Regions from separate parts of the Homo sapiens genome. Here region 2 is linked to region 1. Evidence: read pairs that join two places in POLR2A ChIA-PET (ENCODE). Cell type or tissue: Caco-2. All regions are shown on one strand. Links, peaks and the distances in the headings refer to the core of each region. The heading gives the core; the rest is flanking DNA.

Evidence for each region. ChIA-PET counts read pairs that join two places held together with the same protein. Peaks named below come from ENCODE experiments on the same cell type or tissue, not always from the same donor. Only the 100,000 strongest peaks of a DNase experiment are listed, where the experiment ranks them.
Region 2: POLR2A ChIA-PET joins it to region 1 with 5 read pairs; 5 of 35 experiments call an interaction of 5 or more read pairs at or near these places.

The regions. Positions count from the first base shown.
Region 1 is chr1:224,305,712-224,311,088 of GRCh38, forward strand. NVL (nuclear VCP like) reads right to left here. Exons shown (of 23, transcript NM_002533.4): 6 at 2,280-2,552. Among named protein-coding and RNA genes, the nearest start is that of NVL, 22 kb to the right of the region's middle. In Caco-2, for the core only: no CTCF peak of the experiment used is centred there; no DNase peak of the experiment used is centred there.
Region 2 is chr1:224,211,129-224,216,505 of GRCh38, forward strand. It overlaps LOC101927143 (a long non-coding RNA gene), which reads right to left and starts at 2,151. Exons shown (of 2, transcript NR_110669.1): 1 at 1,627-2,151. RefSeq lists an enhancer at 3,370-4,063. In Caco-2, for the core only: no CTCF peak of the experiment used is centred there; DNase peaks (open chromatin) are centred at 1,653 and 2,563.

The DNA of each region.
Region 1 (5,377 bases), core at 246-5,245:
TTTATATTATCAGTAGAGATGGGGTTTTGCCATGTTGGCCAGGCTGGTATCGAACTCCTGACCTCAGGTGATCTGCCCACCTCAGCCTCCCAAAGTGCTGGGATTACAGGCGTGAGCCGCCCTGCACGGCCCTCTTTCAGTTAGATTTAATCTTGTCCTCACATTCCCAAGACACTGCATTTGCAGCTATTATCAGTTGGAATAATCTGCCTTGTATGAGTGATTCACTTATCTCTGTCTTTCTCACTGAATTGTGAGCTCCTTGATTAAGGACACTGATATTTGCCTTTTATTTCTCACTGAGTCTTCTATATAGTTGTCTTCATCTGACAGCTGATGATTCACTAAATTAAATATAACTACAGAGCTGCTTTGACAGTCATAACAAAGTGTAATTCAGCCAAGCACACTGGGACACACCTGTAGCCCCAGCTACTTGAGAGGCAGAAGGACCACTTGAGCTCAGGGTTTCAAGGCTATAGTGTTCTGTGATCAAGCCTGTGAAAAGTGACTGCACTCTAGCCTGGGTGATGTAGCAATATTCCAACTCTTAAAAAAAAATTTTTTTTTTTTGAGACGGAGTCTCGCTCTGTCACCCAGGATGGAGTGCAGTGGCACGATCTCAGCGCACTGCAAGCTCCGCCTGCCGGGTTCACGTCATTCTCCTGCCTCAGCCTCCTAAGTAGCTGGGACTACAGGCGCCCGCCATGACGCCTGGCTAACTTTTTGTATTTTTAGTAGAGACAGGGTTTCACTGTGTTAGCCAGGATGGTCTCAATCTCCTGACCTCATGATCTGCCCGCCTTGGTCTCCCAAAGTGCTGGGAATACAGGTGTGAGCCACTGCACCCGGCCAAAAAAAATTGTTTTTAAGTATGATTCAGGCTGAGGTGGGTGGATCACTTGAGCTCAGGAGTTCAAGACCAGTCTGAGCAACATGGCCAAACGCCATCTCTACAAAAAATACAAAACTTAGCCAGGTGTGGTGGTGGGCACCTGTAGTCCCCAGCTACTTGGAAGACTGAGGTGGGGGGATGGCTTATGCCCAGGGGGTGGAGGTTATAGTGAGCCGTGATCATGCCACTCCACCATGTCAGTCTGGGTGACAAGGCAGACCCTGTCTCAAACCAAAAAAAGTATTTCAGCATTAAGACTCGAGTTCTTGCCAACCATAACAATGTTCCCTATAGATGGATGATATGGATAATTAAAGCAAAGAGATTTGGAAAGGCCTATTAATAAATAAAAAGGGGAAAGGTTCTGCCAAATCAAAGGGCTTGGTTCTTAGAAATCAGTTGAAGCATCATTGTCCATGAGGAATATGTGAGCCACATATGAAATTCATTTAATAATCTATTTTACTTAACCCAGTATATCCAAAATATTATCATTTCAACAGTCAATATAAAATATTATTAATGAGATGTTTTACATTCTATTTTTTTAGTGAGTCTTCAAAGTCTAATGTACACTTTAAGTTAATAGCACATCTCAATTTGGACCCTAAATTTTCATGGGAAACACCTGATTTGTACTTAGAGTTTGTAAAATTTACAGCTGAGGAAATAGATTCACATACCTAACAGGGTGGTAGGAGATGAAACTGAAAAGAAAGTCAGGCAGCGAAATCATAAAGGACGTTAGTGGCTGTCACAGGCCTTTGGATTTGAAACTGAATGAAGCCACTGGAGGGTTTTAAATAGAAGAATGATAATATGTGGTGGCTCACGCCTACAATCCCAGAACTTTGGGAGTCCGAGGCGGGTGGATTGCTTGACCCCAAGAGTTCAAGACCAGCTTGGGCAACCCTGCAAAACACCATCTCTAGAAAAGATATAAGTTAGCTAGGTGTGGTGGCACATGCCTGTAGTCTTAGTTACATGGGAGGCTGAGGTGGGGGATGGCTTGAGCCTGGAAGGCAGAGGTTGCAATGAGCCAAGATCACACCACTGCACTCCAGCCTCAGCGACAGAGCCAGACCCAGTCTCAAAAAAAAAAAAAAAAAAAAAAAGCTATCTCTCTGTGTAAAGAATAAACTAGGGGAACAAGAAAGGACACAGACTCCAGCTAGAAGGCTGTTTCAATAATTAAGTCAAGAATGAGAAAAGGCTTAGACTAGGATAGAAAGAATGGAAAGCAGTGCAATGTGATCAAATTCTCCATATATTTTAAAGTTCCTATGCCTTCCACAAAACACAAGTATCTGATTGATATTATATTCAACTAAAAGGTTGAAATGTACTTCGATGATATGGGGCTAAAATTTCATTACAAAAATACCTGTATCTCAGTTATTGGCTTCTTAGGATTACTTTTCTCACATGACAGGTCCAAGAAAAAACTGTCTTTCTTTACACTTGGGGTTTTGTCAATAAACCATCCTCCTTCAGAATCTTTGGCAGGGGTCTTCAAGGGAATGGAGCCTGTTTTGGAACTTATCCGTGGTGTTGAAGAGGTGGTTTCTCTTTGCTCCATCTCAGGAGTATTTGAAACAGAATCAGGATTTCCTTTCCGATATAAAGACAGCAGGGAACTGTTCATGTGATTTGCTGACTGGCAGAAAGATAAAACAAAATTGTAGCATAAATTACTCAACAGGTACTCATAAAAGTTGTATTGCCTATAGTAATAAGTTTTCTATATTTTGTTTTTTAACAACTTCTCTCAGAACATTTATAATCAGAATATATAGGTGTTAGGCTGGGCACAGTGGCTTATGCCTGTAATCCCAGCACTTTGGGAGGCCGAGGTGGGCAGATCACTTGAGGTCAGGAGTTCAAGACCAGCCTAGCCAACATGGTGTAACACCGTCTCTAGTAAAAATACAAAAATTAGCCGGGCGCAGTGGTAGGCACCTGTAATCCCAGCTACTTGGGAGGCTGAGGCAGGAGAATCACTTGAACCCAGCAGGCGGAAGTTGCAGTGAGCCGAGATCACACCACTGCACTCCAGCCTGGGTGACAGAGTGAGACTCCATCTCAAAAAAAAAAAAAAAAAGAAAAGAATATATGGGTGTTCACAATAAGATGACTCACAAACAAGCATTTACTATTCAAAAAGACTTCACTCGGCCGGGCGCAGTGGCTCACGCCTGTAATCCCAGCACTTTGGGAAGCCGAGGCGGGCGGATCACGAGGTCAGGAGATCAAAACCATCCTGGCTAACACGGTGAAACCCTGTCTCTACTAAAAATACAAAAAATTAGCCAGGCGTGATGGCGGACGCCTGTAGTCCCAGCTACTCGGGAGGCTGAGGCAGGAGAATGGCGAGAACCCGGGAGGCGGAGCTTGCAGTGAGCCGAGATCACGCCACTGCACTCCAGCCTGGGTGACAGAGCGGGACTCTGTCTCAACAAAAAAAAAAAAAAAAAAAGACTTCACTCCATTCCAATGGAAACCAATTCATAATTGGTGGTTAAATAAAATAAAGTAAGTATGGTTGCTTCGAAAAAAAATACACTAAAGAAGTATGAAAATGAGCTGGTTGCCAATGAGAGTCACTGTTATTCCATCAAAGCAAAATTGGGACTGGGCGTGGTAGCTCACGCCCTGTAATCCTAATGCTTTCGGAGGCCAAACTGGGAGAACTGCTTGAGGCCTAGAGTTCGAGACCATCCTGGGCAACACAGCGAGACCCTGTGTCTACAAAAAATTTAAAATTTACCCAGGCATGGTGGCACATGCCTGTTATCCTAGCTACTTGGGAGGCTAAGGTAGGAGGACAACTTGAGCCCAAGAGTTTGAGGTTGCAGTGAGCTAGGACCATGCCACTGTACTCCAGCCTGGGTGACAGAGCGAGACCCTGTCCCCGTGAAAACTGGATCAAATATTTTGATAATATATTCAAAACTTATATACCAAGGGAAAAAATAAAAAGCAAATTATAAATAATTTGACAAACAGTTGGCCCTCTATATCCAAGGGTTCTGCATCCAGGGATTCAATGAACCTCAATGGAAAATATTTGGGAAATAAAAAGCAATTAAAAAACACAGTACACCAATAAAAATAATACAAATTTTAAGAAATAAAGTGTATGCTGGGCATGTTGTCTCATGTCTGTTATTCCAGCACTTTGGGAGGCCAAGGTGGGTGGATCACTCAAGGCCAGGAGTTCAAGACCAGCCTGGCCAACATGGTGAAACCACATCTCTACTAAAAATGCCAAAAAGTAGCTAGGTGTGGTGGCGCACACCTTAATCTCAGCTACTCAGGAGGCTGAGGCACGAGAATCACTTGAACTTGGGAGGCAGAGGTTGCAGTGAGCCGAGATGACACCACTGAACTCCAGCCTGGGTGACAGAGCGAGACCCTGCCTGTAATTCCAGCTCCTCAGGAAGCTGAGGCAGGAGAATCACTTGAGCTGGGGAGGTGGAGGCTGCAGTGAGCCGAGATCGCACCACTGCACTCCAGCCTCGGTGATCACACCACTGCACTTCAGCCTGGGCGACAGAGTGAGACTCCCTCGCAAAAAAAAAAAAAAAAAAAGAAAGAAATATAGTGTAAAAACTATTTACATCTCATTTACATTGTATTATTACAAGTAATCCAGAGATAATTTAAAGTATACAAGAGGATGTATATAACGTTATATGCAAACATGATGCCATTTTATGTAAGGGACTTGAGCATTTGCAGGTATTCATGTGGGGCTCTGGGGCCAATCCCCCATGGATAGTGAGGGCCGACTATATTATCTCCATATTCTCCTTTAATCAAGCCTTTTCATTACTAATGCCATCTCCTTGACAAAAAGTATATCCCTTTTTCCATTTTTACTATTAATTACTCTATTCTTGTCTGCCCTTATTTCTAGCTATTCTCTTCCCTTCTTTTTCCTTGTATAACTGACTTATAAACATAAATACTGGAAGGATGGTTAATCCATCACCAACACTGAACACAGAAAGTGTTCAATTATTTATTGATGAAGACTTCCGAAGTCTCTTATTCTATTCCCTGTCCTTCCTTTCTCCCTCCCTTTAGCCCTAACCCTTTTTTTTCTTTCCCTCTTTCTTTCCTTCTCCTCTCTCTCTCTCTCTTTTGCAATAAGGTCTGTCGCCCAGGCTGAAGTGGAATGGCACAATCATAGCTCACCGCAGCCTCAAACTCCTGGGCTCAAGCGATCCTCCAGCCTCAGCCTCCTGAGTAGCTAGGACTATGGGTGTATGCCACCAGATCCAGCTAATTTTTATTTGTTTTTTGTAGAGACAGAGTCTTGCTAGGTTGCCTAGGCTGGTCTTAAACTCCTGGCTTCAAGTGATCTTCCTGCCTCAGCCTCCCAAAGTGCTGGGATTACAGACGTGAGCCATAACCCCTGGCCTTTTATTCTATTCCTTACTGATTTTTATTTATTTATTTTTTTGGAGACAGGATCTG
Region 2 (5,377 bases), core at 194-5,193, 95 kb before region 1:
TCATTACCCACTAGCACAGCTGCAGTCAATAAATATTTGTTGACGGGATTAATGAAATCTCTCCTCCCACTTATATTACTGTCCTTGCAGTTTCTAATTTCAACTTACAAGTGGACTATGAACTGCAAATTACTACACTGTGCACTGATGCTAATTAAAAAATCATTAGGATGGCCTGGAATGAACTTGGCTTAATTTTAATCTGCCACCTGAATGTGGTCCAGGTTCCAGGTGAAAACAAATACAGGATCCTTCAGGATTTGAGACCTGCAGTACAGTAATTCCAGCAGAGATAAGCAGGGCTCCCGGAATTTGTCCCTTATCCCCTTCACTGCTTAATCACACATTGTTCCCTGCCCAGGCCAACTGGCATTACCTCCAGACTTCAAAATGCCCTTCTGCAGCTCCTGTGCTGGTTAAAGAAAGAAAAAAACACAGTGAAGTCCACTGGAGCACATTTTAGTTTTAATGTGCCAGGTCCCAAAGAGCCAGCTGAGTCGACTTGGCTGCCGAGGAAGGAACGGTGAAAAGTATGTGGACAAAAGAGATCATTTGTTGTTTTTACCCCAAACAATTCTCAAAACATATTTCATATTGAGAATGAGACAGGCACAAATGCACATCTGGACTGTACATATTGTTGAAGGTAAATTCATTTGCTCAGTGAGTCAAGGTTGGCAGGAAGCCAAAATGTTCAGCCCTTGCTTCTGATGCTGAGGCTTCAGCCAGTCATAAAATTATCTAGATCATTTAAGACATAATTACTTCTATCTCAGCCAATTATTTCAGTAGAAAGTTTTTTTCTTTTCCAGAACAATCCTTAATTAATTAAAAGTGCTTATTTCAAAATATTTTATAGAGAATGTGTATGTACAGGCCAGGCACAGTGGCTCACGCCTGTAATCCCAGCACTTTGGGAGGCCGAGGCAGGCGGATCACTTGAGGTCAGGAGTTTGAGACCAGCCTGGCCAACATGGTGAAACCCTGTCTCTACTAAAAATACAAAAATTAGCCAGGCGTGGTGGCACACATCTGTAGTCCCAGCTACTCAGGAGGCTGAGGCAGGAGAATCGCTTGAATCTGGGAGGTGGAGGTTGCAGTGAGCGGAGATCACACCATTGCACTCCAGCCTGGGCGACAGAGTGGGACTCCATCTCAGAAAAAAAAAAAAAGTGTATGTACAGATTAAAGAATAAAGTGAACCTCACGTGACTACACTGGAGACAGGAGCACCTCCAGAGACCCTTGAGCACTCTGCCATTCCATCCCCTTTCCTCTCCAGAGGTAACCAATATCCCCACCTTTGTGTTAACCACCCCCTGGCATTTATTCCTAATTGCTTTTATCTCTCTGTGAATCTCTCAAAAACATTGTTTAGTTTGGAAAAAAACTGAGCAGTAAGCACAGACCTAGCTTTGAAAGGGGAGGGCAATGATGCTCCCACGGCTCCCTGAAGATGACCTGAGTGGAGCTTCCGGGCAGAGCCTGGCTTCCACGTCCCCTTGAGTTCTCCAGAGTCTGTCTGGGGTTGTGTCACAGGGCGTAGTGTGAGTGAGGTGCAGGCTGACCAGCAGAAACATGGTCAAAGGGCATGGGCTGCTATGAATTTTCTGCCTCTAGACTCACCACAGCTGCAGTGGGTGGAAACAGACCTGGAAGAGATCACCAGTGTCCCCGGGCGCTCTGGGAGGCAGGGCCTTTCATCTTCTTCAACCTGGGCACACCTGAGCATTTTTATCTTCATGTACAAGGACCATCGTTGCTCTGTGATCATAACCCTCCGCATGTCTATCTTCTGAGTCACGGCGGCAGTCTGGACCAGCTGCTCGCTATTGCTAGGCCGGAGCACAGCTGTCCTCCCAGGAGCTCCCTTGTCCTCCGCCGGCTTCAGGATCCCTGTATCCCGTGTCTCCTTTTTCCTGGCACTACTTCTTCATCTGGGGGAGCACATCATCTGATAGTTTCCTGAGAAAGGGCGAAAGGATGTAGATAGACAAGCCTACCTGACGCTACTCGGGGGAGGTGGGCTGTGTCCAGGTGCCCCCTATGCACCGCTCCTCTCCGAGGGCTTCCTGGGAGACAGCCCACCAGCTGGGATGTTCTAATTTGGACTCAGTAGAAACTATCAAAGTGGATGCAGTCTCAGAAAACTAGGAAGGTCAGGAATTGAGTCTGTTATTAGCTGATCTCATCTCCGACAAAAAAAAAAAAAAGAGAGAGAGAGAGAATTGAGCCTGTTGTAGTGCACAGCATTCTAGCCTGGGCAACATAGTGACACCCCTCTGTAATTAAAAAAAAAAAAAATTCAGCCTGGAGGAACTTAAATTAACATTGTCCTGGCCTTGGAATGCCTTTAGAAAAACAATAGGAAAACCCCTAGGCCCAGCGGTGCCAGTGGGAAATAAGGGGAGCCTGTCAAGCACTGGTGCACCAAGAATTCAAGGCCTGGGCCCCACAGCTCTCTGGCAGCAGCATTTCAGCCTTATAAGGCAGTGTAAGTTGTTTCTAGGTGCTGAGGAGACTGGAGATATGGGCGGCAGTGAGTCCACATCTCTCCTCCCCTACCTGGCAGTCCCCTCCCCATCCAGGCACTGATAAGATATTGCAGTCCTGACTGTGTCTCCCTGAGATTTAAGAGAGGTATCGGGAGACACACCCTATGTGTTTGGCTTCCATCCCCAGCCCTGCCCATTTGCTGCTGGGAGTAAACCAAAGCAAAAAGCACTCTGAAATGGAACCAAGTCACCATTCTCTCCTATCTGGAATCTGGGTGAGACTCTGTGGTCTTAGTCAAAGCATGCTGACCTGGGGGCAGGGGACTTGGGCCCCACCCCTGGGAGCCACTAGTGCATGCTCCTGGACAGTCATTATCTGGGCCCTGGGTTAGTTCCTCTTCTTTAAACTGGAGGTTGGGTGTCAGGGGTTCTCCTCTCATGGAACATCAGAATCACCTGGAGAGATTTAACTAGCTGCAGCCGCCCAGGCCCCACCTGGAGACTCTGATATAATTGGCCTGTAGGGAGGCCCAGGTAACATATTTTTGAAAACCCTTAGTTGATTCTTGCGTCATCCAGCTGAGAAACACTCACAGATGACTCTAGGGACTTTTGTAGCATTATGATTCAGTAATTCTGATAAGAAACTGTAGGTAATTTTTTATATTTTTTTAAAGAGTCTCGCTCTGTCACCCAGGCTGGAGTGCAGTGGTGCGATCTCAGCTCACTGCAAACTCTGCCTCCCGGGCTCAAGTGGTTCTCGTGTCTCAGCCACGGAGTAGCTGAGATTACAGGCAAGCGCCACCGTGTGTGGCTAATGTAGGTAATATTTTGCAACATAAAATCCAAGGGTAGGCGAGAAGCAGTGGCTCATGCCTGTAATCCCAGCACCTTGGGAGGCTGAGGTGGGCGAATTGTATGAGCTCAGGATTCGAGACCACCCTGGGCAACACAGTGAAACCCTGTCTCTACTAAAAATACAAAAATTAGCTGGGCATGGTGGTGCACACCTGTAGTCCCAGCTATTTGGGAGGCTGAGGTGAGAGAATCACCTGGCCTGGGCAAGTCAATGCTGCGGTGAGCTGAGATCACACCACTGCACTCCGGCCTGGGTGACAGAGTGAGACCTTGTCTCGGGAAAACAAAACAAAACAAAACAAAAAAAACGGCCGGATGCAGTGGCTCACATCTGTAATCCCAGCGCTTTGGGAGGCCGAGGCAGGCAGATCGCGAGGTCAGGAGTTCGAGACCAGCCTGGCCAACCTGGTGAAACCCTGTCTCTACTAAAAATACAAAAATTAGCCAGGCGTGGTGGCACATACTTATACTCCCAGTTACTCGGGAGGCTGAGGCAGAAGAATCGCTTGAACCCGGGAGGCAGAGGTTGCAGTGAGCCGGGATCGCGCCATTGCACTCCAGGCTGGGCAACAAAGTGGGACTCCGTCTCAAAAAAAAAAAAAAAAAAATCGAAGGGTAACCTCAGATCTCCTGACAGGTAGTCCTGTAAAAGAAATGTCCATTGTTATCTAGTATTCAACAGGACTTAACTACAATGCAAGCACTGGCTTCTAATTATGCCTAAGGAGAGACATTAGCATTCTTTAATGTCCCTAGAGTTAAACATTTGTCCACTTTCTTAAATGTTTTACTCTCTAGACTAGACAGGAGGATGGGTGTTTCCTCACTTCCATCCTATCCATTTAAAAATCACTTCTTTATTTATTTTTGAGACGGAGTCTGGTTCTGTTGCCCAGACTGGAGTGCAGTGGTGTGATCTTGGCTCACTGCAACCTCCGCCTCCCAGGTTCAAGCGATTCTCCTGTCTCAGCCTCCTGAGTAGCTGGCACTACAGGTTCCTGCCACCACGCCCGGCTAATTTTTGTATTTTTAGTAGAGACGGGGTTTCACCATGTTGGCCAGGATGGTCTCCACCTCCTGACCTGGTGATCCACCTGCCCCGGCCTTCCAAAGTGCTGGGATTACAGGTGTGAGCCACCGCGCCTGGCCACTTGTTTATTTTTTATTTATTTATTTTTAAGACAGAGTCTTACTATGTCACCCAGGCTGGAGTGCAGTGGCACGATCTTGGCTCATTGCAACCTCTGCTTCCTGGGATCAAGTGATCCTGATGCCTCAGCCTCCTGCGTAGCTGGTATTACAGGCACATGCCATCATGCCTGGCTAATTTTTTGTATTTTTTGTAGAGATAGGGTTCTGCCATGTTACCCAGGCTGGTCTTGAACAACTGGCCTCAAGTGGTCCGCCTGCCTCGGCCTCCCAAAGTGCTGGGATTACAGACGTGAGCCACAGTGCCCGGCCAAGCTAATGTTTCTAAGTCCACCTGTCTTTTTCCTCTATCCCATGCCACCAGGAACTATTAATAGCAAGGCCTGTGACATTTTGGCTGCTAAAGCACAGAATCTCCAAACCCGTGCCATGCAAGATGCCAAATTAAAGTGGATACAAATAATTTCATTCTTCACAAATGAATCTAGAGTAGACTATAAACTGAGACTGGCAATAAAGGATTTAAGAATCTTTCATTGAGATTGTTACTTCAATGTTAGTTCTTAGTGGGCTGAGAAAAATAAAGCAATTGTTTTTTGAGAAAGTGTCTTGCTCTGTGGCTGGGTGCGGTGGCTCATGCCTGTAATCTCAGTACTTTGGAAGGCCAAGGCAGGTGGATCACTTGAGGTCAGGAGTCTGAGACCAGCCTGGCCAACTGGTGAAACTCTGTCTTTACCAAAAATATAAAAAATTAGCTGGGAGTGGTGGCATGTGCCTGTAATCCCAGCTACTTGGGAAGGTGAGGCAGAAGAATTGCCTGAAACCGGGAGGCAGAGTTTGCAGTGAGCCGAGATTACACCACTGCACTCCAGCCT